4 separate regions of the Homo sapiens genome follow, and regions 2, 3 and 4 are each linked to region 1. A link is a loop called in an ENCODE intact Hi-C map of the cell type or tissue named here. Cell type or tissue: PC-9. All regions are shown on one strand. Links, peaks and the distances in the headings refer to the core of each region. The heading gives the core; the rest is flanking DNA. Region 1 overlaps CALD1 (caldesmon 1). Region 2 overlaps LOC124901750 (a long non-coding RNA gene). Region 3 has its middle 12 kb from the start of AKR1B10. Region 4 overlaps CALD1 (caldesmon 1).

What was found. Peaks named below come from ENCODE experiments on the same cell type or tissue, not always from the same donor. Only the 100,000 strongest peaks of a DNase experiment are listed, where the experiment ranks them.
Region 2: a loop joins it to region 1, with 3 times the contacts of the local background. A loop is called at or near these places in 58 of 110 quality-filtered maps.
Region 3: it touches region 1 in a loop (5-fold over the local background); 11 of 110 quality-filtered maps call a loop at or near these places.
Region 4: it touches region 1 in a loop (2.4-fold over the local background); 36 of 110 quality-filtered maps call a loop at or near these places.

Annotation. Positions count from the first base shown.
Region 1 is chr7:134,940,425-134,947,933 of GRCh38, reverse strand. CALD1 (caldesmon 1) reads right to left here. Exons shown (of 15, transcript NM_033138.4): 7 at 6,697-6,842; 8 at 165-426. Among named protein-coding and RNA genes, the nearest start is that of AGBL3, 42 kb to the left of the region's middle. In PC-9, for the core only: CTCF peaks have their summits at 3,748 and 3,949 (motif pointing right); no DNase peak of the experiment used is centred there.
Region 2 is chr7:134,703,595-134,711,103 of GRCh38, reverse strand. The region is part of intron 1 of LOC124901750 (a long non-coding RNA gene); the gene reads left to right. Among named protein-coding and RNA genes, the nearest start is that of BPGM, 60 kb to the right of the region's middle. RefSeq lists a silencer at 7,132-7,342. In PC-9, for the core only: no CTCF peak of the experiment used is centred there; a DNase peak (open chromatin) is centred at 4,453.
Region 3 is chr7:134,511,680-134,519,188 of GRCh38, reverse strand. No RefSeq gene overlaps it. Among named protein-coding and RNA genes, the nearest start is that of AKR1B10, 12 kb to the left of the region's middle. In PC-9, for the core only: CTCF peaks have their summits at 4,220, 4,421, 5,617 and 5,818 (motif pointing right); DNase peaks (open chromatin) are centred at 3,158, 4,428 and 5,828; H3K4me3 peaks cover 993 bases; H3K27ac peaks cover 3,537 bases.
Region 4 is chr7:134,886,990-134,894,498 of GRCh38, reverse strand. All of the region lies in intron 3 of CALD1 (caldesmon 1), which reads right to left. Among named protein-coding and RNA genes, the nearest start is that of AGBL3, 96 kb to the left of the region's middle. In PC-9, for the core only: no CTCF peak of the experiment used is centred there; DNase peaks (open chromatin) are centred at 2,668 and 3,058; H3K4me3 peaks cover 1,733 bases; H3K27ac peaks cover 1,006 bases.

The DNA.
Region 1 (7,509 bases), core at 2,116-6,115:
GTGGACAAATTAATACATCTACAAGTTATAAAACAGTACCTAGCACATGGTAAGTTTATTATTCTTAAAAAAATATTTTTGAGAGCCCATGCTCAAAAGAACAGCCGCACGGCACTAGGGAATTTTCCCGGGCAACGTTCTCAGTGGGCTAGCGCCCGCCTTACCTCCTCTCTGAGTTTTCGATCGGCTTCCTCCTGCTTCCTCCTCTGCTCTTCCTCCTCCAGGACCTTCCTTCTCTCCTCCCTCTTTTTCTTGAGTTCCTCCAGCTCCAAAGCCGCCTCCTGCTGCTTCTGTTTGAGCTTCTCGAACTCTTCGCTCTCGGTCTCCCCGCGACGACGACGAAGCTCCTCCAGCCTTTTGCCGGCTTCCACCTGGGGGGCGCCCTCAGCCTCCTTGGTGTCCACGCTGGCCCTCCCTCCAGGGCGGCTGTGGTTGGGGGGCAATGGAAAGGGGTTTACATGCTTTTGCCTGTAGTCTCCCTGGAGGAAGGGGAGGTCGGTCTGCGGCTTCTGCATCCCCGACTAAATACCCACTGCCTCTCATTAGCCCAGGGGGTAGGCTGGGGAAGGGGTCTGCCCGGAATCACAGAGTCCAGGAGCCTCTGCTCTTCCACTTGTGCTTCGTTTCCTCAGCTGTAAAATGGGACAAATATGCACTGTAAAATGGGATTGTAAAGTTGTGCAGCTGCTATGGAAACAGTATGGAGGTTCCTCAAAAAATCAACAAGAGAACTACCACGTGATCCAGCAATCCCACTTCTGATACACTTCTAAAAGAATGGAAAGCAAGGTCTTGAAGAGACATTTGTATACCCGTGTTCATAGCAGCATTATTTACAAGGACCAAGAGATGGACGCAACCCAAGTGTCCATCATAGCAGGAATGGATAAATAAAAGGTGGTCTAGCCATACCATGGAATATTATTCAGCCTTAAAAAGGAAGGAGAGGCCGGGTGCAGTGGCTCACGCCTGTAATCCTAGCACTTTGGGAGGCCGAGGCGGGCGGATTGCCTGAGCTCAGGAGTTTAAGACAGCCTGGGCAACACAGTGAAACCCTGTCTCTACTAAAATACAAAAAAAAAAAAATTAGCCGGGCGTGGCGGCGTGTGCCTGTGGTCCCAGCTACTCTGGAGGCTGAGGCAGGAGAATTGCTTGAGCCCAGGAGGCAGGGGTTGCAGTGAGCCGAGATTGTGCCACTGCACTCCAGCCTGGGCAACAAAGCGAGACTCTGTCTGTAAGAAAAAAAGAGAAAAAAAAAAAAAAGGAAGGAGATCTTGTTACCTGTTACAACATGGATAAACCTTGAAGATACTATGCTAAGTGAAATAAGCCAATCACGGAAATCATACAAATATTGTGTGATTCCACTTATATGAGGGATCTAAAGTAGTCAAATTCATAGAGACAGAAATAGAACTGTAGTTACCAGAGGCAGAGGGTGGGCGGTAGCAGGAAATAAAGAGTTGCTGTTTAATGGGTGTAGTCTTTCAGTCTTGCAAGATGAAAAGAGTTTTGGAGATCTGTTGCACAACAATATGAATATGCCTCACACTACTTAACTGTACTTTTAAAAATGCTTAAGATGGTAAATTTTAGGTGATGTTTGTTTTTACCACAATTTTTAAGAAGATACATGCTACAACATGGAAAAATGGGTAAATACTATTTATTCTATTTACCTCAGTGGGTTGCATGGGCTTATGTATTATATCAGTATGATATCATACTGATATCATACTGATATACTATAATTTCTATATCATCTACAGTATAAATATTAGTTGTTATTAGAAAGGGAGGCATGTAGTCCAAAAGGTTACTTGTGAATGAGTTCAAAAGTCTTGTAGTGGCCTTACTAGTCCTTTCCCGTAAGTTACTGGTTAACTTGGGTCTGCCTGGAGTAATGGATCAGGAGGGAAGACAGAAAGGTTCAGGCGCTGGGAATGGGAAAAAGTGGCTGTAACTAAGGGTAGGCATTGAAGTAAATCCATCTGTCCACAACTGTGCCTTGAGCTTGACTCTAGCAGCTGATCTCTGGCAGACGAAATTACCCATTGCCTCTTGATTAAGAGCTAAACACAGTGATTTATGTCTATTCTTACAGAGCTGCTCCAGGAAAGTCCTTAATGACTGCATTAACCTATGGCTTCAATTTGTGAATTTTCTATGCTCTTTGACCCCAATACAACTGGAATACTCCTTATACAGACTTAAAATTATGAAATTAGCTTGGTATGATGTGGTTAAGGTTATTACTTACATGTCATTCTTTATGCTCTCTAAACCCTTTTCATATCCACTACTTCATTTAACAGTCACAATAACTGGGAAGATGTCAGGTTAGGTTTATTATCCCCATCTTACAAACAAGGAAACCACAGGTAAGACAGAGAATAATATACTCAAACTTTTGGAAGCTAGAAAGCAGTCGAGCCATGATCAGATTCTAATGCTTATCTATTAGTTGTACTCTTCTTGTAACTATAATTATACCTGAAATTAAATACGTTTTGTTATGAAACAATGAATAAACTGAAATAGAACATGTTATTCCATCTCTCCACCTCTTACCTCAAACCTTCAGGATAGAGTCTGAGAGAAGCGTTTCCTACCTCTGTCTCTAGAGTTTCTACAGTCTAGGTCTAGCTACCTTCCGTGCCTGAGATGAAGCAGAAGCTTCATCAGGTAGAACAGCTTATAAAACAGGAAGAAATGGGTACGTTTTTATGTAAGTAAGAACTAAAATTGAAATTATGTTGAATTTTCTTTTGTGATTAAGGAGGATACACAGGGATTTCATTGCAGAATTGGGAACATATTAAGACTTCAGACAGAATGCTATCCCAAGAGTCCTTATGGTAAAATTTTATTTTGGAACTGGTATTTTTAGTATTTTACACAACTATAAAAAGATGAAGACATATCATTAGCACCTACTGTGACCCCTGAGTTTCTTTAATAAATTTACTGTATGATACAGTTAGAACACTGATAATTTTAAAACATGTCGATACTCAAAGTAGAACTTCAGTAGAATGCAGAGTTTTCACTAACACAGAGTTCACCTAAGTTGGATTTGCCTGGGACTTCACTAAGCAGAATTTAGTGGCTTAATTTAGGCTTGAAGCCCTTGTTATAAGTAGTCTTTAAGAGACAGAGATACAGCTTTGCCATTTAAATACTTATTAGCAAGTAGTAAGGTCATTCTTAACTAGATGTCAACGTAGATATCCTATTCCTGACACTTTTGTCTAAGGAACAAAGGAATTATCACACCCTAACATCATTTACTACATGTAAAGAATGGTACAGTGTTTCTAGCTGTGAAACAAGAGGAAGAATAAAACAAGAAATGGGCTCAAGAAATACACTGTGCAATATTGATTTTATAATATATATATGTATATTATATATCATGCTTTTTAAACACTGAAGTAGTTCTGAATATCCTGTGTCCTCCAGAACAATAATTTTCAAGCTGCAGACCAGAAAATCAATTTAGTAGATTGTAATCAACATTTAAAAAAAAAAAAAACAGAAAATATCAGAGTGCACTGCATAGAGCAAAACAAAGTACCATTTCTTGACACACTTGTTTCAGTTATAAAAATATATACAGGTGTGTACTGGGTCATTATGTAAAATTTATTTCTTACTAAGGGCTTAGGTTAAAAAATTTAGAACTATTGGTCTAGGCTCATGCCAGTTACAGGTAAACTTTTATTTTGAACTCAAACAAGGTTAAAGGGTCCCTCAAAACCTTGCTGTCAAAGGCTCTTTCAGGGTCTTCTAGGTTCACAGGCCTGTGACTCCTCTCTCAGTCAATTTAGGGTCTTTCCTTCCAAAAATGAGTTTGCTCTCTCTTTGTGTTCATCATATTACTGTACAGGAACTGGACCGGCAAAACACATGCCTATAGAAACATCTATGGATTCCACTAGGTGTCACTCAGTCTTCATTTTGGACAATCAAAATGTCCGTCATTAGGGACTGGCTAAATAAGTCCTAATACATCCATCCAGTAGAATCTAATATCATTAATTATAGGCTTATATTTATTGGCATAGAAAGCAAGCTATGACACATTCTTATGCACAGTGCAAGAATCAATGTAAAATTATAAGTATACTCACACACGTATATACTACATATAAATATACACACGTGTGTGCATTTATCTTGAATATTATATACATAGATAAATATCTGGAAAAAGTGTTACTGCTAGTTATCTTTGGGTGGTGGGTGCTTATTTTTATTCTTCTATTTTCTGAGCGTTTTTATAATGAGTATTTTTTTCTATAATCGGAAAAAATCTTTTAATTTCTACCTTCAAAAATAAAAAATCAAAAAACCATTTTGCACTTTCTATAAAACCCTTGGTATAATTTGCATCGCTATATCTTGCTCATTGAATTGAGATTTTTATGTCATGTTTTAGAGAAAACGAGTTACAAGAAAATGCAGATATCAAAGGGAACAGTAATTAAATCACACATAAGCAGCTATGCTCAAAACAGGAGCAAAAGTTTTGTTCACACCACCTCTGCCTATGTGCATGACCTCAGCATTAGGGTGCCACTTAATGTGGAAATCGTTCCATAAAGTTCTTTCTCCCCGCACCCCACCCCCACCACCCTACCCCCGTCCTTGGCTTCCTTAGGTGTAAGTCAAGATGAGTATCAGGCCTTTGACCATTAAGAACACAGCTTGTTTTCAGTGAAGCTGGTAGGTACTAAACTTACCTAAATAGAGGCTAGGCGGATACTCTCTTCCTCTCTCCTCATTTTATATGTATATGGAGCAAAACTATACTTCTCTACTTCAATCAGCGTGAACTTCTAATTGAAACTAAAACTCACATACGTTGGTGGCTAAACAAAAATAAATAATATGGTAGCAGCTTGTTCCTGTATTTTTTTTTCCTGCCCAAAATAGAAAAATTAAGGCCAGAGTCACACGTAAGTGTTCTTAGCACTTAACTTGTCACCATCTCTTGTGACTATTCCTTTCTTCGAATTACCCAGCTTTTTGGATTTCTACACAATAGGCATGTTAATTATTAATTTGAGCTTTGAAGCTTGTTGGCAAGTTTGCTAATTGTTAAACAGACTTTTTTCTACTGACAGATTTTCTTAAACGTTATTTCTCTTAACAAAAAACTTATACCTTAAAAGAACCTTATGTTTACAAGACATCTTTTAAACTATTAAAAAATAGTAATATTAGGTAATATTCATTGAACACTTTTCATGAACCTAACACTATTCTAGGGCTTTAAAACATTAAACTACAGACACTTCAGCAAGTTTTAGACTCAACTTACCAACCTGAATCAACTCGCTTTGTAGATTTTCTATGAATGTTCAATAAACTTAATTTTCACATCTATTCTCTTGGCAATCCCAAGTAATATCTATAGATTCTACCTTTCTTACACCTTCATCATTTTATTTAGATCTTTTATGTACACCTTTTCTTCTGTGAGCTTTAGGTTCTCCTTTGGATAAATATGAATAGGTTTCTGCTTAAATTTACGTACAAAAAAATTGTTTTGGGGCAACCGTATTTATCCATCTTAGCCTCTTGGATGAGACTGAAATATCCATCCCTAGTAGCTCCGCCTGCTTTTGAATATTACAAAGGCTTTGGTGTGAGGAGCATGTCAGATTTCTCCCTCAAACCTGCTTGATGACTTTCTTATTTGAAGTGTTCAGAAAAACAGGGTCACTAGGCAAGCCTGCAGCCAAGGAACAAGCCCGGGGAAATCCACATTGCAGGGACCCAAGACTCCTCTCCGGCACATCTGGCACAGCAACCAGTGACAAAACAGAGGTTGGAATTTGGCCCCAGTGGTTGGAGAGAGTGTTTTGTGGGGAAGGAGCACAGGAATCACGTAGCCAGCCCAGTGTCTGCACCTCAAGTTCTTCTACAAAATTGGTAGAGAGCTCTCAGGATTCGACTGTATTTAGAAATGAGGATTTACCTGAATATACTGGTCTCGTCTGTCTGATAATCAGTTGCCCAGATTTTCAGTTTGATGGGGTAAGGGATTATGTTGAGGGGAAAGCTCAAGCTATACAAGAGAGTTTTTCCAAACTGTATAAAATAGAGCAGTAGGTCCATACCTCTCACTCCCTCTTAGAGACTTCCAATGAAAATGAACATGAAGGGCTCTCAAAGTCATGTGGTAAAGAAATCTGAGGAATTTAGCTTAATCCAGTGTTTCCCAAGTATTTCGCCACAAAACAATCTTAGTCTTATGCAATATTTATTTACAACCTTTAGAAAATGCATTCTTGAAAATGGTACTGAGAAAGGTCTCTTAGGAAGGTGGTCAGACCATATAGAGAATCATTGAATGACATGAATCCCAGTTATAATGTTTTCTAATACACTAATCTCACAAAAGGTCAGTGAACAAAAACATGGATGCCAAGCATGATCTGCCTTTCAAAATAATGGGAAAAGCAGACTAAGCCCTGTCTGAGCGATGACTGCTGGTCTTCTGTTAGTGATATAAGAACTGGACCTGCTGACTGAGTATCTCTAAGACAATGGCTAATGACCTCACAACAAAAGCATGCTGCCTGCTTAGCACGTTTCTGTCTGGAAGCACAGGATGGGAAGACTGACTTTTTTTTTTTTTTCTTTGCATGTGAACACAGTTTCTATTAACTAGTTGCTACTTCTTACCTGAAAGTATTCTCAGTATGTTTAAGTTTGTGGGTCATGAATTCTCCATTCTGCGACTTAACTTCTGTAAATCCCTTCTTTCGATCCATGAAGCTCTTAACTTCTTCTTTGGGTTCTTTGTCCTTTTTAATCTTTTCATCTTTGATCTAACCAACAGTACATATCAGGAAGAAACAGAACAAGAAAAATCTTATTAGGTTTTGGTTGGTATCATCAAGTAAGACCCAAAATTGTTAGGAAGGCAGAAAACTCAGAAAGAAACCACTCAGATGTGGTAGAGTTGGAATCAGGTGAAATTCTTAGAGAATGAGCTATGGTCCTTTAGCCTGTGAACAAACACCTTTACCACAATTTTAAGAAGGTAAGATCATCCCTGATCTCACTGAGGTTTTTATTTTCAAGAGCAGTGGTAGTACTATTGTTTGGAAACCACTAAGTTCTGGGAACTTCATGTAAAAGTAGCTGTTTGCAGTTCCCACTGGGAAGAGCAATTATTAGGATGGCTTTGATGGAAGAATGACCACGTTGCTTAGACAGGTTTCTTCCTGGATGGTGAGAGAATCTGTGAGAGAGACACAAATGGGAAAGAAAGAAAAGGAAACCTATCAGTTTAGCTAGATCTGCCAAACCAACTCTGGCGAAGACCAGTATTTTAATCAACTGAGTAAATTATGTCCCAAGGATGGGACATTTACTAACCCTACCTTTAGTAGGAGGATCCAAAGATATGTGGGGTCTGTGAGAACATGTCTGTAGTCATCTAAACCATTAAAGTTAGAATGGAATAGGAAAAATTCCAGGGTTTACCTTGAT
Region 2 (7,509 bases), core at 2,271-6,270, 240 kb after region 1:
ACTGTGTCACATGCTTTGCACGGATTTCTTACTTAATTCTCACAACTCTTTGAAGTAAGCACTTTTGTTATCACCTTATCTCAGCCAGAGAGGTTCGAAACCTTGCCGGAGGGCTTAGAGCTAGAGTACAGTGGGGCAGGGATTCAGAAACCAGTCAGCCTGACACCAGCCTGGGGGGTTCACTGCTGGGCCACACTGGCACCCTTCACATGCAGGGTGGCCCCTATAGGAAGCCTCCTCCCCTTCCCTTCCCCCTCCCATTGAGACTGTGAAAATCCTCAAGCACGAGAGGGTGCAACTGCTGGTTCGGTTAACCCCATGGGACAACACAGGGAGCGTGACCTTGGCGGTGGCAGAGCATGCGGGTACCTCTATGGGATGCCCTGCCTAGAGCCCGTGCTCCCCTACAGAGCAGGGCAGGCAGGGAAGTACAACCCAGTGTTGCCCTGGGGAAAGGCTTCCTGAACCCTGTGGCCAGGCCACAGCAAAACCCACTGCCGTGAGGCACTCTACAGTCATTTACAATCATTCTGGAGTAGAAAATCAATGACATGGGGAAATGTTCATGATACACTAAATTAAAAAGCCGGTTCTGCCTGTAATCCCAGTGCTTTGGGAGGCTGAGGTGGGCGGATCACCTGAGATCAGGAGTTGGAGACCAGACTGGCCAATATGGTGAAACCCCACCTCTACTAAAAATACAAATATTAGCCAGGCATGGTGGTGGGTGCCTATAATCTCAGCTACTCAGGAGGCTGAGGCAGGAGAATCACTTGAACCCTGGAGGCAGATGTTGCAGTGAGCTGAGATTGCACCACTGCACTCCAGCCTGGTGACAGAGCGAGATTCCATCTCAAAAAAAAAAAAAAAAGCCAGTTTCTAGAAGTTTGTAAATATGAGCTCTCAAAGCATGTATTACACATATTACACATGTAAACATACATATAGATGTGTATAAATATATGTACATACATAGAAAAAAACTGAAACGCTAGGCTCAAAAATGAAGTAGGATTATGGGTGGTTATTACTTTAGTCTTTATGTTTTCCTGCATTTTCCAAATTTTCTACAAATAAATATATGTTGTAGAAATGTAAAAAATATTGTATTATTCTGCTGCAATTAAAAGACTGGTCACATAGGAAGACATTTTGATACTTAACTGTTTCTGGGCCATTTAATCCTGTACCAATCTATTGTTAAAAATTAATTCCTGGCCGGGAGCAGTGGCTCACGCCTGTAATCCCAGCACTTTGGGAGGCTGAGGCAGGCAGATCACGAGGTCAGGATTTCAAGATCAGCCTGGCCAACATAGTGAAACCCTGTCTCTACTAAAAATACAAAAAATTAACTGGGCATGGTGGCGGGTGCCTGTAATCCCAGCTACTTGGGAGGCTGAGGCAAGAGAATTGCTTGAACCTGGGAGGCAGAGGTTGCAGTGAGCCAAGATCGAGCCATTGCACACCAGCCTGGGCGACAATGCCAGACTCTGTCTCAAAAAAATAAAATAAATAATAATAATAATTCCTGGAAATACAGGGCTCAAAAAATCCATATTGAAATTATTGGTTACAGATGGGATGTCAGTCCCTAAAGAGATAAGGTGGCCAGCCTGGGAGGGAGCATCAGCTCTCCCAAGAGGAAAATAATCCAACAAAGGTGTTTGGCTTAATGTCAAGAATTTCCATTGCAAAAATATTTTCCATTCTTTAAACAGAGCCTAATCCAAAAGAAACTTCAGATGCCCATGATGGTACTTTCCATTTTAAATCTCCACCTCCCGCTTATTTCGGTCTCAATAGCATTCTTGTGCTTTGTGAATGGTAAAGAAAAAGCTGGAAATTGTAAAGGTCTTTTTCAAATTGTCACCCATTTTATTAATCCCTCAAGTTGTAGTGGTGTGACTGAGTTTTTAAGCAGCATTCCAGGACTAATAAAACAAATAAGAGCTGTCTACTTTGCAAAGAGAAAAACTTATTCCAATTAACTTTCATGGATCCAAAAGCTTGTAAATCTTGATGTTATTTTCACAGGCTATGTATATGCCTTTAAATAACAATAATAAATAATCATACCATGTATCATATTATTTATACATTATCCCATTTATGCTCAAAATGTTCCCAAGACTCTGTATAACTTCTGTGGCATGAAGAAACCAAGGCCTCAAGCTGTTAAGTTGTTTGCCCAAGTACTCACAGCTGGCAAATAAGAAAGCCAGAACGTCTGCCTCCAAACAGAGTGTACTATCCACCTCACACTATCTCCTTCACATCTTAGAAGGTGGCTTGAGGTTGTGGAAACAGCCATAAGTCATTCAGACCAAGGTCTCATAAATTAAAGGGGTCATTCAACCAATGGCTGTCAGTGAAGAGTATTGAATGTGCACCGTAGTCAATGTATGATTCTATTTGGGGAGATGATCAGATGAATGGTCCCTACTGTTACCAAATTGAGTAATGGTATTTGGTCAAAAAATGATATGGGGTGGGGGGTGAAAAGGAGGTGGGGATGGTTAATGGGTACAAAAAAATAGGAAGAATGAATAATTTGATAGCAAAATAGGGTGACTATAGTCAATAATAATTTAACTGCACATTTTAAAATAACTAAAGGAAGATATAATTGGATTGTTTATAACACAAATGATAAATGCTTGAGGGGATGGATACTCCATTCTCCATGATGTGGTTGTTACACATTGCATACCTGTATCAAAACATCTCATGTACCCTATAAATATATACACCTACTATGAACCCACACAAATTTAAAATAAAATTTGAAATTAGAAAAAAATGAGGTGCCACTTTTAATATAATGAGACTGTGTGTGTGTGCATGTTGTAAACCTACTCCAAAGGCCTTAATTAGCACCTACGCCCTTGAAGGCACTGGGGACATTTTAGATATTGGGCAATGTGTGATTATCCTCACAAAAGAGGCTAGTTTCAGACTGATTTCACAATGCATGTTTGGTCACATTATGAAAAGTAGTCTGAAAAACTGAAAATGCTGCTTTTGTGTATTGATTTATTAACTTGTTAGTCAGGACACATGACTGTCAAAACCTTACCTATCATTAATACTTTCAGAGTCAAACTAAGGATTGACATTCAGGCACTATAAATCTCATATTTCATTTGCCCTCTGTATCCTTTTAAAATATATTACCTTTGGTTTGGAGTGATTTGAGGGTTTTCTTTTTTTAATTGGTGTTGCTATCTGTCTATCTATCTATCTATCTATCTATCTATCTATCTATCATCTATCATCTATCTATATGTCTATCTATCTCTGTAACTATATATTAGTTAGGAGCTATTTTCTTTTTTCTTTGAGATAGAGTTTTGCTCTTGTTGCCCAGGCTGGAGTGCAATGGTGCCATCTTGGCTCACCGCAACCTCCGCCTCCCGGGTTCAAGTGATTCTCCTGCCTCCTGAGTAGCTGGGATTACAGGCATGCGCCACCACATCTGGCTAATTTTTGTATTTTTAGTAGAGACAGTGTTTCTCCATGTTGTTCAGGCTGGTCTCGAACTCCCGACCTCAGGTGATCTGCCCACCTCAGCTTCCCAAAGTGCTGGGATTACAGGTGTGAGCCACCATGCCCAGCCTAGGGGCTGTTTTCTAAAAAATTGATATCTGAATCCTTCCTGTCCAGATCTTCATAATGTTACATTCTAGATCACTTATTTTTTGTGTGACTTTTCCTAGGAGCACTTGGTAATGTTGCCTTAAATATTACACTTGAAACAGAAAATTCACTAGGCCTCTAGTAAATATCAGGATGCTGATAGGCTAAGATCAAATTAGATGGTGTGGTATAGACCAAGTAGAAATGACTCTTCTGTATCAATTAACATATGTGATTCTTTGATAGTCCCTAGAAATAGGCCTTTTAATGTAGAGTAACTAGTAAATTTTACGCTAGAGTCCTTAAAAATAAAAAAGATTGCAAAAAACCAGTCATAATTCTTGATGGTATGATTCACTAACTTCTACCCTTCTGTATTTTGAACTTCTAAATCCAGGCCATATAGCAGTGTTTCCCAAACTTGTCTGTAATGAAGTTTTTACTGGTTCACAGAGCAGTTAGAAAAATTAACACATAGAGTAAATATAATAAATAAATGTATAAATGTATTCATGAATTGGGATGTGCTAGTTAAGCTAAATAATAATGCACCTCTAATATATAACCCTCAAATCTCAATTGTTTAACACAATAAAGGGTTATTTTGCAGTTCTATCACAGTCCATGAACGTGAGGACTGCTCCGGTGGTCATTCTGGGACCTGCACTCCTTCCATTCAGGGGCTCTGCCATCTTCTAGAACCTGGGAAGGGAGGGTAGAGAGGACACACGTGCACCTAGCCACCTGGCCCGGAGGAAGCATGCATCCCTTCTGCACTCCATTGCTAAGAACTAGTCACATGGCCCCACCTAAATGAAGGCGGGGGGTGAAAAAATGCAGTCCAGCAGCTTATGCTCAAAGGAAAGTATGCAGACATTAGCCAAAACCTAGCTGGAATATGCCACAAGGTTAAGGCTACCTATCATCCTTTCTTGGAAAGGAGGCTCTTTTATCCTTAGTCTATGTTTTTATCCTCCTTTTGTTAATGTGGAAAAAGTCCTTTCTTTTGTGGAAAACTGCAGCCTCAACTTGGGCTCAAGAGATCCTCCCGCCTTAGCCACCTGAGTAGCTAGGACTTCAGGCACACACCACCAGGCCCTGCTAATTTTTTTGCGTGTTTGTTTTTTGTACAAATGGAGTCTCGCTATGTTGCCCAGGCTTGGTCTTTAGCCCCTGGCCTCAAGTGATCCTCCCACTTTGGCCTCCCAAGTATTTGGATTACAGCAAAAACCAGGGTGCCTGGTCCCTAATTTTAAAATGAATTCAAAATACTAGAACCACTGGCTTACAGAACACTCAAATATTAGAAAGCTACTGCTTGAATTTACTGACTCACTTCATAAAACTACTTCTAACTTTGAATGGTATAGCATTTGGCCACAGGTACTCTTTGAAATTGCAAAATATTTTTCTGCTATTTCTTTCTAGAGACTCCAACAGCTACATAAGTGCAGGAGAACCAAAAACAAAACAAAGCCCTTTTTTTCATTGTTCGGTTGGCAGGAATAATTCATTGTTTGGTTGGTAGAAATAATCACATCATTCTAGTATTCTAGTATTCTCCACTCATCAAAACCATGTGCTCCCCCAAGGGATCTGGACACATTACCAGGAAAGTGGATCCCATTGGAATTTAACATCAAATGTTGCAACTTTAGTAAAATTATATTTGCAAAAGCTTTTCTAATAAATATAACTGTGCTTCAGAAGAATGGTCAACAGTGGAAGCAGCTGTTACTACTGGACGCTTTTTAGCCGTGTTACTGTCCTCTGCTTACCTGGATCTGTTAGGATGGTCTTTCCCTATCATTACAGACATGTCAGTGATCCCACAGAGTGTCCAATTTTCTGTCTAGCACCAGAAGCACCCTCCTGAGAGGGACACAAATCTATACCGGCACAGTTCTCAGCATGTGGTAGCTGCTCACTACATGCTGAATGAAGGACAGAGATCATCTCTTTCTGGTATCAGCAGATTGGCTCCTATGTTCTTGTTTGCTGTCCGTTTATTATTTGTACTTGCAACTCTGCGAGTTGCTTCACTCTTCAAAACAGGCTTGAGTATATCACCACCCAATCTCTTACAACCATCCCTAACAATCATTCTTGTTGTTCATTGGCTGATCTAAAGATTTGTTAAGTCAGAGTGGGATAGGGTGACAATTTGTAACACTTCTTTTCAATTCCCAAAGATCACTGATTTTTCTCTTTATTGGGTTATAGACAATAATGTGCACTCTTCCCTTAACCCACTGATTTGTTTCCACTCTCCAACAACAGTAAAAATTATAGCAATCCTATGTTATGCATCTTCTATGTTCCAGAAACAATGTTGGGTGCTCGACATAAGCATATCATCTCATTTGACACTGACCTTAACTCTGCGTGTGGGTGTTATTAGCCCTGCTTGATAGGTAAGGAATCTGAGGTTCAGCGAAGCATGCCTCAGTAACCAAAAGTATCGTATTATTTTCATAATTATATTGCAGTGTGGCTTTGAGGTTTGGCAGATGTGAGCTTGAACCCTAGCCCTGACACTCACTGTAGTGGGACTTTGGATGAGTTGCTCAACTCTCCTGGACCCATTTCCCCGGGGTGCAAGGAGTCCCAGTGAGGGCCAAGAACTCCCTTTGGGTGTGAGGAAGAGGGTTTGCAGGTGGTACCATGGAGTGTATGGTTCTTGATCAGTTCACCCCTCTCTAGGGTACTCTGGGAAGGTCAAGTTCTCAAACTCCCCAAAGTCTCAAAATCCCCAAGAAGCCCCTTTCTGGAATTTGGGGTTTGCTTATGACTCCCTAGGAGTAGCTGAAGTTTTTCTAAGAGGACACGAACTTCTCACATTTCCTGAAATACTTTTCAGAGGGGTCTCCAGGGCCCACCTCAGAAAAAGTCTATTGGCAATGAGGTCCTGTGGTTTCTCAAAGTTAAATTGTGATAGGTTTGGCCCTTCCATCTGTTCTAATGAGCAAAGGGACTTCTTTGCTTGGTAGTTAGCCCTGCGTAGTGGGTGTATCCCAGGTCCCTACAACATTCAAAGTACTACCACACAGTGTTTACTAAGGTGACCCAGGAAAATTTCTTTAGCCATTATATGCAGAAAAAAAAAAAAGTGGAATGAAATCGCAGAAAGGCTTAGCCAAGGGCACTTTGAAATTCACAATACTCTATCAGAAAAGTCTCTACAGAAACAGTACTCCTGTAGGCTCTTGGTTATAAATATTTAAAGGTCTGAACACACGGAATGCCAAATTTGTCTATCGGCTCTGCAAATAAAACAACCTATTAATTATCCATTAGTACTACACATTTCCTAATTTATACATGCCTCAAATTGAGCTGTCCCTCCCTTATACAGTGGTTTGGCTGCTCCCTGGGGTGACCTAAGTGAGTCAGCTGCAAAGGAGACTGATGCTTTTATTTGCAGTTTGTTCTCAGCCTTTGACCTCAAAGAAACTGCTTTCGTAAGCGGGTAGGACTCTGCTTGGTGGGGGTGGCAGGGGGCAAATGCTTTCAGAACAACCCATCAGTGACATCCTGTGACCTGCAACGAAAGGCCTATGAGAGTAAGGGCCTCCTTTCTCAGCACGCCTTTCTCCTCACCCTAGTAATGCCTCAGACCATGTTTACGCCAGAATTAACATACTTCGGGGAAGCATGCAAAAGGAAATCAAATCTCCCTTTGCCTGGGCTTTGAGAATTTCTGAGCGATTTCTCACCTCCATTCTGCCTTATGCTTAGCTCTCTGAACACGGTGGCTTAGAAGAAGAAGCAGCACTGAGATCAAACTCTGCTTCTCTACCCCGAACACCTTCTGTCTGAAAAGAAGCAGAGAAAAAAGAAAGAGCTGGTCCTTGTTTTGTCGGTGAGAAGAAT
Region 3 (7,509 bases), core at 2,251-6,250, 430 kb after region 1:
CCTGAGTTATGAATACTGCTGGTCCCAATACATAAAATCACTGCGGAAAAGGATGCATTTGATTGGGAACCCAAACAACAGCCTTCTTATGACTGCAGGAGGCAGTGGTTCCACTGGGAACACACAATCATCATGCTAAAATGATATGAGTATTGGCTCCCCATATTCAAGCTGTGTGAACTCTCCAGCAGAAGTCCATGACTGCTGCTCACCAACTTTGGATTGGGGGACTAGAGCATTACCAAATGCTGCTCTCTGCTGTACTCCTTCTGGAAAACAGTTACTTGTTTGTTACTGGGTATTGAGATAACCCAAATAACTGAAGAACATAAAGACTGGAAATACCCATCATTCCATGGGTGATGTCAGAAAAGCACTTTGGCCAGCCAGGTGAGGTGGCTCACGCCTGTAATCCCAGCACTTTGGGAGGCTGAGGCAGGCGGATCACAAGATCAGGAGTTTGAGACCAGCCTGACCAACATAGTGAAACCTCGTCTCTACTAAAAATACAAGAAATTAGCCAGGCGTGGTGGTGGACGCCTGTAATCCCAGCTACATGGGAGGCTGAGGCAGGAGAATCGCTTGAAGCTGGGAGGCGGAAAGGTTGCAGTGAGCCGGGATCACGCCATTGCACTCCAGCCGAGGCAACAGTGTGAGACTCCAACTTGGGGGAAAAAAAGAAGAAAAGAAAAGAAAAGCACTCCAACAGGAGTACAAGGCTCAAAGAAGTTCCATCATAGAATGGAAATGATGCATACAGGAACATGCTATCAGGCAAACCACAGGAGGGGTACATTTTATTCACCAGCAAGTAGCCTCTTTTCCCTTAGGACCTACAATTTAAAAAAAGAACACTAACAACAACAAAAAAGCATTCTACATCAGTGTTTCCCACCTAGTTATATTTCATCAAATTAAAGCAAACATTTCACTACCCACACAGCACAACAAGGGCCCAAGAAGCATCACATTCAATGAATTTATTATATTTCTTATCACTATCAAGTTAATAGGTTTATAGAAAGTTCGAATGAACAACTAAAGCATCTGCTTTCAAAAGGATTGAAAAGCTGGTCTACTATCTTCAGAGATATGTTTTGCAAGTTGACATGAGAATATTTAAAGGTGAGTTTCCATTAGATAAATTGCTACACTTTTGTAGCGGATTAGGAAATAGGAGACAATACAGAAACTTGAAGCCAACTCTTCCTTTCTTCACCACAATTTCCTTGTTGAATGGCAAACCTGCTAGTCCCTGAACCAGAGCTATTCATACAACAAAGGGTCCCATAGGCTGGTAATATTCCAAAACAAGATACTATACCTATAAAATAGAACCTAATTGCAAGAATTCCCTAGGGATTGATACAATTATTCTTGGGTCAATTACCAAAAAGGATTATTCTTTTTCTACACCTCACTAAAGTGGGGCTATTGCAATTATTTTGTTGCCTAATGGACAAGATGGTCCTCTGTTTCTGTACTTATTTAGTCTGACCCTCAATGATTGCAAATGACTGTAAAGGGAAGCCCTGGCATGTCCCATACTGCTACCAACAATAGGAATTGTCCAATGGCTGAAAAGAGGGACCTCATTTGTAGGAAAATGTTTGATGAAAATTAATGATGAATGAAAGAAAGGTAAGATTGTCATTGGGAGAAAAAAGTCAACAAATGATTGTGATATCTACCTGCAATTCGGTGCCTTGCAGAGGCTGGAGCAAGAGAATAATATTATCTCATAAGTTTTGATCCAGATTCCCCTTGGGAGGGAGAACTCTGTCTGCTGAGAACTCCTCCTCTTTTAAAAAACCAAGACGTGAGCTGCATCAAGGTCAAACTTATGAGCCTTAGGACTTAAGTTAGAAAGCAGCAGAATATTTCCCCTGTCAAATCCAGAGAACACTGATCAATAATCTTTTGAATGAACACTGCATGACCATTAATTGTGATTAGTGAAGGTTTAAGAAAGGTATTGGGATATAAATTATCCATTGAATGCTCCATCTGTTATAAAATTATGTCTTTAAAAAAGCCGTTGTGAGTAGAAAAAGAAAATCCATGAAGAGGTGAAGGCACAATTAAAATACTTGGATCACTGATAGAGAAAGTAATGATATACAACTTGGTGATCCTGCATTCCTGAGAATGAAAAGCCAGCAATTAGACATGTATGGTTCTGAGACCAGCCTGACCAACATAGTGAAACCCCGTCTCTACTAAAAATACAAAGTTAGCCAAGCCTGGTGGTGGGTGCCTGTAATCCCAGCTACACGGGAGGCTGAGGCGGGAGAATCGCTTGAAGCTGGGAGACGGAAAGTTGCAGTGAGCCGAGATCACGCCATTGCACTCCAGCCGAGGCAACAGTGCGAGACTCCAACTTGGGGGAAGAAAAGAAAAGAAAAGAAAAGAAAAGAAAAGAAAAGAAAAGAAAAGAAAAGAAAAGAAAAGAAAAGAAAAGAAAAACACTCCAATAGGAGTGCAAGGCTCAAAGAAGCTCCATTTTAAGTCTGTCTGCTGAGAAGCATTACAATATACACAAACCAAAATTTACCTAGGGATCACTACTACTTATACGTCCTTACCCTGAAGAATTCAACATTTTTGGATCTCCACTTTATTTCCAAATTACACTAAAGCAATGAGTACTCAATGGCAACAATGTGTCTGGTGGCTCAAACAGCATCAGCCCACCCAAAGTAAGAGAGCTTTAGGAAGATTGGAAACTGGGCTAGAAATCGTTGACCAGGCAGAATTCATTTTTAATAAGGAAAGACATGTTGAAGAAAAAGACCTAACATAAATAGAAAAACTAGAAGCATCCTATTTCAGGATGAGGGACAAAGATGACAAGTTACCTGGCATGACAGTACAGGACTGACAATTATAGCAGCTACTAAGATGACATGCCCAAACCTGGAAATGGGAATGAGCCTGCATGCCAGCACAGCTGGGTTATTAGATGTCTTAATTCAAATGGAGTCTGAGATATCCCCAACACAATGACCAGGGCATCTCACAGCAGAATTTCAAGTTACATACTCACAGAAGACTTATAAGCCACCCAGTCAATGAAAATGTTTAATTAGAGAAAGCAACCTACCGACATGTTCTTCCACGGCTTAAGCACCATGACTCAGTGCTGACCATTCTTTTTATAGTGTGACTCATGGTGATTGGACAAATTTGGAAAAGCATTAGAGCGTTTCCCATGGGGAATAGATGGGCCCTGTTGTAGAGCCTCTTTCCTTGGGAAGCAATATTTGTTAAAGCCATATACCCAGAGGAAAGGAGTTTGACTGTGTACTCCAAACATTTTGAATCCTGTGCACTCCAGACATAACAGAGATATAGCCTCAAGTTTATACTCTTATGAGAAATAACACAGGGTGTGGTAGGCAAAATAATGCCCCCCACAAAGATGTTCATGCCCTAATCCCTGGCACCTGTGAATATATTAGGTTACATGGCAAAGGAGAATTAAGGTTGCAGATGGAATTAAGCCTGCCAATCTGCTGACTTTGAGACGAGGGGATTATCCTGGATTATTCTGGTGGGCCCGATGTAATCACATGGGTCCTTATAAAGTGGAGGAGAGAGGCAGAGTTTGACATTGCTGTCAAACTAAGAGTAATTGTTTTGTCGTAAAAAGGCTGACCATGGGTCTAGGGTGGATTGTGCTGTTAGGGTTCATTCTGGCAGGCCTTGAAATCACCTGAACTGTCTAACTGAAATCAGAAATGTAACTCCCAGATGAGATGCATGACTTGCACCTGGCATGGACACGACACATCCCCCCACCCCCCGCCCCGACACACACAGAGAAGTCTGGCACTGGGGCTGATTGTATGGCAAGAATATGTCTGTATGACCAGCAGGGTATAAAAGGCACCAGCTCAGACTCCGTGAGCATCTGAGAATAGATGCACCGAAACTCTTCTTGCTCTCCCATCCCTTAGAAAGTCCTGGGTAGGACCACAGTCATGCCTCCTTCTGTAACAGGAAGAAACCTTCATTTGAGTATACAACAGCAGAGGATGGAGGGAGGTGGTGGAATTGACAGTAGGACAACTAGGTGGCACTTGTCTATTTTCACGATGCGTCTGACGTCTTGAAATATGCAAAGTGATCCTCAGCTGAACTTGAAGGGAAGGTGTTGAAGATTTAAAATTGTTTCAGAGGACAGCAGGCAGTAAAGAACAGACAGCAGAATTGTCCACTTAGATTTTTCCCCACAAATCTATCTATCTATCTATCTATCTATCTATCTATCTATCTATCTATCTACCTACCTATCTATCATCTATCTGTCTATCTATCTATCTATCACTCTCCACCCTCTTTTCCTGGTGGCTACTTGTAGCCACGTTGTTTTTTGCTTTCTTCTTGGCGCTTTTCCCCATAATCAGTCCACACTCCCCCTAGTGGTCTGATGATGAATTTCTACTAACTGGGTTACGTAAAGAAACCTGCTGTATTCAGATCACAGCTGGAGTCCCTCTCTGTTTTAAGACGGAAACTGGAAGGATATTGTTTTATTATTTACAAAGGGGATGGGGGTGGCACTACCCACCATCTCATTTATCCCTATCTTCCATAGTGATCTCTAAAAGAAGACTCCTGGGGCTTAAATTCCCAGTTCTAGGGTCTCTTGGGGGTCACTACCAACATCATCCTTGTCAAACTAGGGCTGGAAAGAACCACGGTTGGGTCTACTCCTACAGAACTTCTATTAAAAATAATTGGTGTAGTCTTCCCTGCTGTCACCTCTTTCTTCTCCTTCTGACCAAAGAAGCTACTTTTGCCAAGCTGACTTACTGGGCAGGAGAGGGTGGTAAAGCTCTGGAGAGTCACCCATCCTGGTCTTGAAGGAGTGTCATCACCATCTCACACAGAGTGAGGCAGCATTGGACATGACCTGGGAATCCCAGGGAGGCAGCATGTGCCAGGACTTAGGTCCTAGTGCCAGCTTTTCTGCTATCAATGTGACCTATTCATTAGCCACTTTGAGCCTCAGTTTCTTCATGTGTAAAAATGATACTGTGGTGGTTCTCAGTAGAGAAAAGGGGTGGCATACTAGAATAATGTGAAATGCTTTTTCCGCCTACATATTATTTATTTTCTCTTTGGCAAAAAAAACCTTCGAAGTATTTCTGAAACACCCAATACTAGATGATTGCAAGTGCCCTAACAGTTCTAACACATCGTTTGAAGATGTGTTAGATATTTGCGTTAGATCCATCCACCCTAGACCCATTACTTGCAATAGAAGCAAGTTCTCGCCACTGTGGTGAAGCTCAGAAAATGTGTGTATCTAAAGGTTTGTTACAAGGCTGGGTATGGTGGCTCACTCCTGTAACGCCAGCACTTCTGGGAGGCCGAGGCAGGCGGATCACTTGAGGTCAGGAGTTCGAGACCAGCCTGGCCAACATGGTGAAACCCCGTCTCTACTAAAAATACAAAAATTAGCTGGGTGTCGTGGCGGGTGCCTGTAATCCCAGCTACTCAGGAAGCTGAGGCAGGGAAAATTGCTTGAACTGGGGAGGCAGAGGTTGCAGTGAGCGAAGATCTCGCCACTGCCCTCCAGCCTGGGCAACAGAGCGATACTCCATGTCAAAACAAAAAAACAAAACAACAACTACAAAAACCAAAATAAAGGTTTGTTACAGAGCAAACCTAGAAGATTGAAGGAGTCAATCTAATCCCTTTCCTGGCCTGGAACTGCCTTGACAATTTCAGGTGTGATCGGGAAACCCCATCCAAAATCAAGCCTGGGGCCGCGGCAGATTGTGTACATGTCAGACTTTAACCAGCAGAGGGTAGCACATACCTATGTCCTGGGCTTTCCAGGAAAGTCACAAAACTTGCCCTGAGAAAATGCTTTCTAGAGAAAGGCAACAAGGTTTAACCAAGTCTACATAGGCATAAAAAATTAAAGTCCATTTAGAACACAATCTGGAACTCAAGCCCAGGTCCAGAGGTGGACCAAGGCAATTTCCCAATGAAGGAAAACTTTGTCTTTGAATCCTCATCATTTCCCATTCCATGTCCCTCTTTGGCTTCTCAAAGTATGTTTAGAGGACTGGCAGCATTGGCATCACCTAGGAGCTTGACAGAAAAGCAGAATTTCGGATCCCACCCCAGACCCTCTGAGTCAGACTCTACATTTTCACAAGATTCCCATGTGATACCTGTTCATGTTGATGTTTGAGAGGCCGCGATGTCAGCACCCCTTCCCTACCTACACATGCTGCCTAGAAACTTACCCTGTTCCCTGTGCCAACCTCACTCCCCACAGGGGAAGATTCCTGCTGATTTCAGCCTTCACAAGAGGGAAGCACTTCGTGTGGCCTTAGGTGGGCAGACCTGAGATTTCTTCTTCAGGTGATTAGGGACCTCATAGTGTGTTTTTTTTTTTAACCACCTGGCTATATTTGTCTTCACATGACAGCTGAGCAAGGGAACATTGGGGTGATACACCGAAAAAAGATTGTTGGGGCTCAGAAAACTGTATCTCAAGTTTAGCACTTTGAAAAAAAGGAAATTGGAAGGCCCTGAAAGCAGGCTCAGAAGCAAGATCTTCTCCTACCCTCCTGTCTCTTGCCCCTCATTCTCCCCTGAAGTGAATCATAGAAACCAGAATTTCCTCTCCCCAAGGTGAGTCATAAAACCTAAAAATATTACTCTAACCTTTCTCCCACCTTTCTGTGTAGGAGCTTACCTGCCTTATCTGATAGTAGGCCATAAGACTCTCAATCCATAGGGGTCCTGCCATATGGCCAGGAGGAAGGAATGCTCAACAGAGTGGCCAAGAAGAATCTGAACAGACTGGCTTTGCTGGGCTTCCCACCCGCTCTTAGTATATTGCCATTAGAGCCCATCCTTTTGTGCAATCACATTTCTACACAGCTGTTCATTCTTCATCAAACCTAAGCATAAAAACAGTTTTCCCTAGGTTTTGGAGGTTTTATTTCTGAAGGCTCCTGTTTCACATACAACTTTGATTAAATAGAAGAGTGACATTAGCAAGATGGCTGACTAGAGATGCCTGACCCTTATCTTCCCTACAAGAAAGGACCAAGGCAATAAATATACAGCTGAAATTTGACTGGAGTGCCAAAAGGAGAGCGATGGAGTGAAGCAGGGGAGTGGAGATGCTTCTGAGGTGGTTGGAGGCTCAGGAGGACAGGATGGAGGCACATGGCCTCCGCAGCCCCATCTCACCCACCTGGATCGGACTGGCCCAGAGATAAGAGGACTACTTCTTAGGGGAAAAAGGTAAACAGAAGAACCCCCTGTCACCCCTTGCCACTGCAAACACCTCCAGTCCTTACTATGGGAGAATCCCACATCCTGGTAAGCGCTGAGTCCAGTTTGGAAAGCTGCTGAGAATTCACTCAGCTGTGTCACTCCAGGTGAGGTGCATAAGGTGTGCACTCCGCCTTACGCCACTGAGCCATGGAGCCATCCTGAGAACAGACCTACTGCCGGAGTGTGCCCTGCTCTGGG
Region 4 (7,509 bases), core at 1,215-5,214, 53 kb after region 1:
GCTTTGTGTGTTCAAACGGTTCAAATGAAAAAGGTAAACTAAGGGGAATTGAGTTTGATTTACTCAATAATAGGAAACTTAAAGAATATTTCTGGAGCATCAGCACTGTTCTGGATGCTGAAGCTTCAAAGATTCAAAATCATTCCTGCCCTCAAGTGAATTGCCATTTATTGGGAGGGAAGATAGCTATGTTCAACAATAACTTTATTGAAAGGAAATTAAATTTTGGTACCCCGAACGCATTTAGACAAACGGAAAAGTCAAGCCGGGAACTGGGTCACTCAAAGCCTTCCCCTTTTAGTTCCTAAATAAGATGGCTACAAGGTGAAAAGCTACACAAGCCTCCCCCATATTTTGTCCACAAGGACATTCCTAGAGAGCTGTTAAAACTTCACCATGGCAATGCAAATGGACAGCTTATCTTTATAGGTGCAGTCACCCTGGCCCACCAGACACAAATGCATATCTGAGTGTCGCCCTACCCCATTTTGTCTGTTATCATACGTAAAATGCAGATTCCCCGCATTTTTCCTCTGCCCCCTTTGTTTATGTGATCTTATGTACAAAACACAGATTCACTTAGATGAAAATTGTGTACTTCTCAATATCCCCACCCTTTCCCCTTTAAATCTGGAGCCCTCAAAATCATCTTCAGATAAAGGCATAGACCTATCTCCCAGGCACATCCTTAACTTTGGCAAGTAAACCTCCTAAAATGATTGAGACTTGCCTCGTCATTTTCCTCGATTGACGGTACAAAGCTAGTAATAGAAGGATGGGCAAAGGTTATTAGAGTGAGAGAAGTGAGGAATGAGGAAGGTTTACAGAGGAAGGGAGCATTTGATCAGGGCCTTGCAGAACAGAAAGGAGGTCAGAAACAGGAGGGTGAGGGTATTCCCTGTGTAGGGAATAGAATGAGTCAAGAAACAGTGGTGGCTTGTATATGCTGAGTTTGGGGAGCTGTGAGTGATCTTATTTCACCGGATCAGGTACTCCTATAGTTTTTACAAATCTCGACATCCCTGTGTGCATTTCTTTTGTCATTTCTGCAGAATCTGGTAAAATTATGCCCATCATTTATTTATTTCCCCACAATGTTTTTAACATTCTCCCTGGCGGAAGTCAGAATGGGAAGAAATAGTGAAGGCATGTTGTGGAGAAATTTGAATGCTGTAGTAAGGAGAATGGACTTTATCTTCATAGGTGGGGGCTGTAGGGGGCTGGATCAGAAAGGGGAGAGAGACAGAGGCCGAGGACCAGATGGCAGGCAATGACAACCATCCCGGTGAGAGGTAATAGCTGTTGAAATCCAGGAAATGGCAGAGTAAACAGAGAAGAGAGACACAGAGAAAGGAGACTGATAGAATCATAGGCATGAAGGAGTGGAAACAAGCCTCAGGACCATGAGTTGAGAGAGAGACAGCCAGCCAGACTGGGCTCTTTTCCTAGCATCCCACGCTCTATTGCTGATCAGCTGTGTGACCCTGGGCAAGCCCTTCCTGTGCCTCAGTTTCCTCATCTGAAATGAAGGCTTTCAATGAGATCAGTGGTTTCTGAACTATTCCATGGAGACCTAGGATTCCAAGGAAGTTTTGATGAAGAGGGTGGGGAGGTGGGGTAGAAGAGGGATGAGGAGAGGGGTAGAATTGTGCAGTGGGCTATGACTGCAGAGTAGAGCGAGGATGAGGAGCTCTAGATCCCAAACCTTTTCTTTAACCAGAACATCTCCTTTATACAATAGCGTTCCCCTTAAGATTAAATTTGATTTTTTAAAAAGTTTGATAAGCACTGGACTATACAGATAACGTCTAAAGTCCCTTTGAGCTCTCCCACGTGAATAACCAACCACACTTACGGAAACTAGCTCTCCAAGAGATCTGCTAATGTAATGGACATGGGTCTTGTTTTTAGGACCCTGATGAGTTTCTCTGTTTATTTGATTAACTGTTGCACAAACGCTGGAACAACTGGAACAACAATTGTCATGCTGAATCGGTGCCAAAACTCTCAAAAATGGAAAAGATTTACTGAAAGGCCATTTGGTGTTCTAATTCTTGTGCGGTACCTTTTCCCAAGACCCAGTAAGTTTTTCAAACCTCATAAACACCAGTGTGAAAACGGCCCTTTGCATGAGAGTACAAAGACATGGCTTTGCTACCGACTGTTGTCTGCTTTGGGGTAAGTTGAGTTGCCCCTCTGGTTTCTGTTTCCCTGCCTATTGAAAGACAGCATTGCACCAAAGAGTCTAAAGGCCTCCCTTCTGGCTTTAACATTCCAGGATTTCATGATCCTAAACCCTTGGAGTCCGTTATCTGAACAATTCCCTGATCAATAGCATATGCTCTGGGTCTTGTTCTGTCTTAGTCAGATGGTCAGTATATTGAGGGCTTTGGCTGTTTACTCTAAGGATTGGGCAATGTGTGCTTTAGCCAAAATCTCTGAGCCCTGCAAATGGATCATTCTGAACGGAGGGCTAAGGTCTAAATTAACAGCAGACCTTTAGAAACACAATGCTTTATGGATTGGTATTTGAAACGGAGAAACCCGTGCCTAGGTATAAACTCCTGGCAAATGGTCCACAAACCACCATTAAAATGGAAACGAGAAAAGCCAGCGAATCAGAGCAACCATGAAGTGGAAACCAGAAAGTTTCAGACAGGTCTGAAACTCACACACTCACTGCATTCCTTTCCTGCCTGGTGTCTCCTCCTCTCCCCTCCCACTCCCACATTTTTTTTTTTTTTTTTTTTTTTACAACAATTCGTTTGTTTTTTATAAAAAAAAAAAAGAAAGGAAAAAACCAAAGAGACGAAATGAGGACTCACTGGGAGAGCGCGGCCAGGCTGCGTCTTCCATGCGATCCGGATCCACCCAGCATGTCCGCAGTTGGGAAGGGGCGGCGGGGCAGAGAGATACGGAGACCTGGCCAGGCCGGGCGGTCAGGGCGTGGGCTGGGCCCGCGGAGGGGCCATGTGATCTGTGGCTGAAATGCACGGTGCAGGATGCTCCCGTGTTCTCCCTTTGTGTTAACACGTTGGTCTGTCCCTGTGACGAAAGTCTGGGCTTGTCCTCAGCCAAATCTACTCCTCCCAACCCGTTCCCTCCTCACAGGATCATCAGAGAGCTGATTGTTATTTTTTACTGTAATCTCTCTAATAGAAGCCCATCATGTTTAGCGATCAGAGAGCACTGATTGCTTCGGGAGTTCCAGAAATGTTATTGCTGGGTAGTCAGGGCCAGGATCTCCAGTAGTTTTCCTGATGAAGACTTTATATGCTTAACTACAAATAATTTTTCCAAGGTAAGTAACTGGTCAAAGGAAAAAGACACTGATGCATTTGCTCAGCCTTTTGGAAAATAGTTGATCATGGTATTACATGCATATACAACCTAATTCTGACAAGATCAACAGAAATCAGCCCACCAAAAAGTTCATCCGGGTGCAGTTCTCAGGCTCCCATTCTGAGCTCTGTTCTCAATTAGCATTGGTGTAGGTGGCTTCCAAAGCAAACAGTTCCCACTGAGAAATCAAATCTGAGAAACTCCTCTTATCCCTTTTATCCAGGGAAGGAGCATGACATAAAAATGCAAACCAAATGAAAAGGGATGAAGAGAGATGGCCCTGCTCAGTGATGGGCTGGATGGTTCAGCATGTTTGGTGCTCACACCTCTCCAAGAAATGTGGGCAAGAGCCCTCCTGAGAACATGTTGAAACAGCAGGCCCCGTCTGCACCCATGGTACTCTGCCAGTGATCTCATCAGCCAAGCTGGGCAATGGAACCTGGTCAGCAGCGGCTTGGAAAGCAGCCAAATCCCAGTTCCTGAGGAGGGGGTGGTGTTGATTCTGTCTGGAGATGACACTCCGTCTCAGCTTGACTTATGAATATGGTTCTTCATCTCTAATGAGCACTAAACAGACTGGTATTTGGGTACCAAGCTGCTCGTGGGACTGGCTTTCTGTCAAGTGAGAACAAATCCGATCTCCACAATGTAGAGTTAAGATTATTCTCTTGGTAAACAGCAGGAGAAGCAGTCAACTTCACACATTGAGAGCGCTTTCACGGAATGAAAGAGATCTTTGAGATCTGCGGCTTCATGTCACACGCAGACAAGGACACCAAAGCACAGAGCATTTAGACAACTCACCCAATGTCATGGAGCTGAACTGCATCTACTACTCTTGTGTTCAACTTAAAGTTTAATTGGGTTAGGTTAAGTGGTCTCCACTTTAGCTAGAACATTTTGGTTGTTTTCTTGCTTAAATACTATGCGGTCATCAGAGTCGTAGTTTATAGGCCAGGCGAGGTGGCTCATGCCTGTAATCCCAGCACTCGGGGAGGCTGAGGCAGGTGGATCAAGGTCAGGAGTTTGAGACCAGCCTGGCCAACATGGTGAAACCCCGTCTCTACTAAAAATACAAAAATTACCCGGGCTTGGTGGCAGGTGCCTGTAGTCCCAGCTACTTGGGAGGCTGCGGCAGGAGAATTGCTTGAACCCAGGAGGCGGAGGTTGCAGTGAGCTGAGATGGCGCCACTGCACTCCAACCTGAGCGACAGAGTGAGACTCCATCTCAAAAAACAAAAAACAAAACAAAACAAAAAATGAAGTCATAGTTTATAGAGTAAATACAGTTTAATAAACTTAAAGTTAATTATCTCTATATATCATTATGTATATATGCATTTAAATATCTCTGATTACACATATGATCACCGAACATATATTGATGAAAGTAGCACATAAGACACCCATAAAAGTAGAGATACATCTGCCTTCACACAAGAGGACTTAAATATACACTGACTTGTCCTGAGTTTCTCGCTCTAGAACTGAGACAGAAACATGTATCGAGGCATTCTGCTGCTTCTCTTTCTACCGAATTTTGCCCAATTAATTTTTTCCCTTCAATTACTTACAAAAGTCGGTGGTTTTCTATGGTAGGTGGAATAACGTTTCCCGCAAATCTCCAGAACCTGAGAACATGTTAATTTGCGTGGCAAAAGGGACCTTGTCGATATGATGAAATTAAAGGCATAGAGATGGGGAGAGCATCCTGGATTATCCAGGTGTGCTGGAATGAATCACATGGCTCTTTAAAATCAGAGACCCCTTTCCAGCTGTGGTTAGAGGAGCTTATCTGTCAGGGTGGGCAGACAGACTGGTGATGGCTTTGAAGATGGAGAGGGGGTCCAAGAGCCTGGGAATGTGACTTCCTCTAGAAGCTGGAAAAGGCAAGGAAATGGATTCTCCCCTGGAGCCTCCAGGAAGGAATACAGCCCTGCTGACACCTTGATGTTAGCCCAGTGAGACCTGTGCCAGACATCTAACCTATAGAACTGTACAGAATAAGTTGTGTCGTTTAAAGCCACCAAGTTTCTAGTTATTTGTCGCAGCCATGCGAGAAAGCTATCACCTCCTGATTCCCTCCTCCCCAGCCCCCCACGCCAATTCTGAGGTGACAGGTATGGTTTTGGCATATTCAGAATAGGTTCATAAAATGGAAAAACCTAGAAAAAAAAATTGTGGTTCTTTCTGGCCAGTATTCTCCATGGAGGAGAGCAAGAATTTAGTAGTCTTCCACTCATGTGCAGAATCCATGTACAGAAAGTGTGCTAATTGCCAGCTGTACACAGGATGTCCACCAGGCTATTTCCCTAATTGCCAAAAGAGGGAAAGGGAAACAGCGCGCACCCTCCTTTGTTATTAGGGGCATGCATTTGGGAAGCAGCTGTCTGTCTTCAGTTTGTGATAGTAAAACCCAGTGGTGTTATAGCTCATGCTACCTGGTAGGGTACTGACATGGGAAGAGTGAAGAGAGAAGTGAGTCTTGGACCTGGTTCAGACACTCTCTGGGAAGAGGAAGAACACAAAGGCCAATGAAAGACAGGCAACGCGGGAAGACGCATAGAGATAACAAGTGAATCATGAGCTGAGAGCAGGGCTGGGCTAGGCAAGTGCTTCCAAGAGTCCTCTGAGACCTGGTGCCTGGGGCTGGAGAGGCAAGGTAAGAGGATTGAGAAATAACAATCTAAAGGTTATTTGTGCACAGTGTTCTGGTCCTGCAGAGACCTACAGGCCTGTGTGCTTTCACTGCATAGCAGAGAATGGTACCCAGTGTCCAGCTGCCAGAACTGGTGTCTCTGAGAAGTGAACTAATGACTATTCATTGGCACCATGAACAAGTGGGCCAGTCATCCTTCAGCAAGATAATAGGTATCATGAATTTGATGATGCTTCAGGACTCTTACTAGGAAAAATGAAAGTCTGGGCCATTCTGAGATTACTCATAGTATCCTTTGTTTCTGGACACTTTATTGTTTAATTTTTCATCAAAGAGATTCTGGGCTGGGAAGGTTTGAGGGAGGTCAGACTGTAATAGAAAGGAACAGCTCCCACCACAGGGTGGTCCTTTATTAAGAAAATATGATTTTTTAAAAATAACTTTACTTCATGGAGGTGGGAGACCGGACCACAAGATCTGTTCCAGACTTTAGAGTCTGCAGCAGTTGTTTAAGAACAGCTTCTACCTTGAAACAATTCCCTAGGGAAGAGAGGTATGTGGGAAGTGCTGTGCATATGCCCTAATGCGCTTATGACACACATGCACACACATACACACACATACAGACACACATGCACACACAGGCACACACACATACACGAATGCATGCATATGCACACATGCACACACATACACATGCGCACACATACACATGCACACACATACACACGCAGGCACATAGAGACACACATGCACACACAGGCAAACACATATACGCATGCATGCATATGCACACATGCACATACACATACACACACATGCATGCATACGCACACATGCACACACATACAGACATGCATGTACACACAGGCACACACATATACACGCATGCATGCATACGCACACATGCACACACATAACATGCACAGAGCCATTCACTTACTATGGAAACACATAAACCTAAGGGAAATCTACCACTAGGGAGGCAACAGTTCGAGTAGTACAAAGGGGACGTTTGAAAAGGCTGTTGGAGATAAATTTTCTTATGAAGAAATTCATAGGCTCTGTACTCTTAGAACTAGGCAAAAAATCTTGCCTAGACAGCTGTTCCCCCACCCCAAGGTGAACAGGAATGTAGGTAAAGGAGTTTACATATTCAAAGGCAGCATCTCTTTCCTCCTTTCTGTTGGCCTCTCATAGTTTTCCCCTCATAGACGACGGCATCTCCCATCCCCTGCCCCTGCCATGGCGTTGAACGTGTTCACTTAAACTATATTGCTCTGTCATGTCCTGTGATCTTGAATGCAGGAGCTGCTGTGGAAAAATCACAGTTTACTCCTCATCCTAGTCTTCCAGTGGTTCTTCACCAGCGTCTTCATGGCCTGTGCTGATACACGTTTCTTAATTATTCTTTGCCTCATCTGTCTCTAGGCCTGTAATAGGGGCTTGGGTTGTGACACTGTCTTATTGCCCTTATAATGGTGAGCATGTAGTTTTATTTTGTCCCA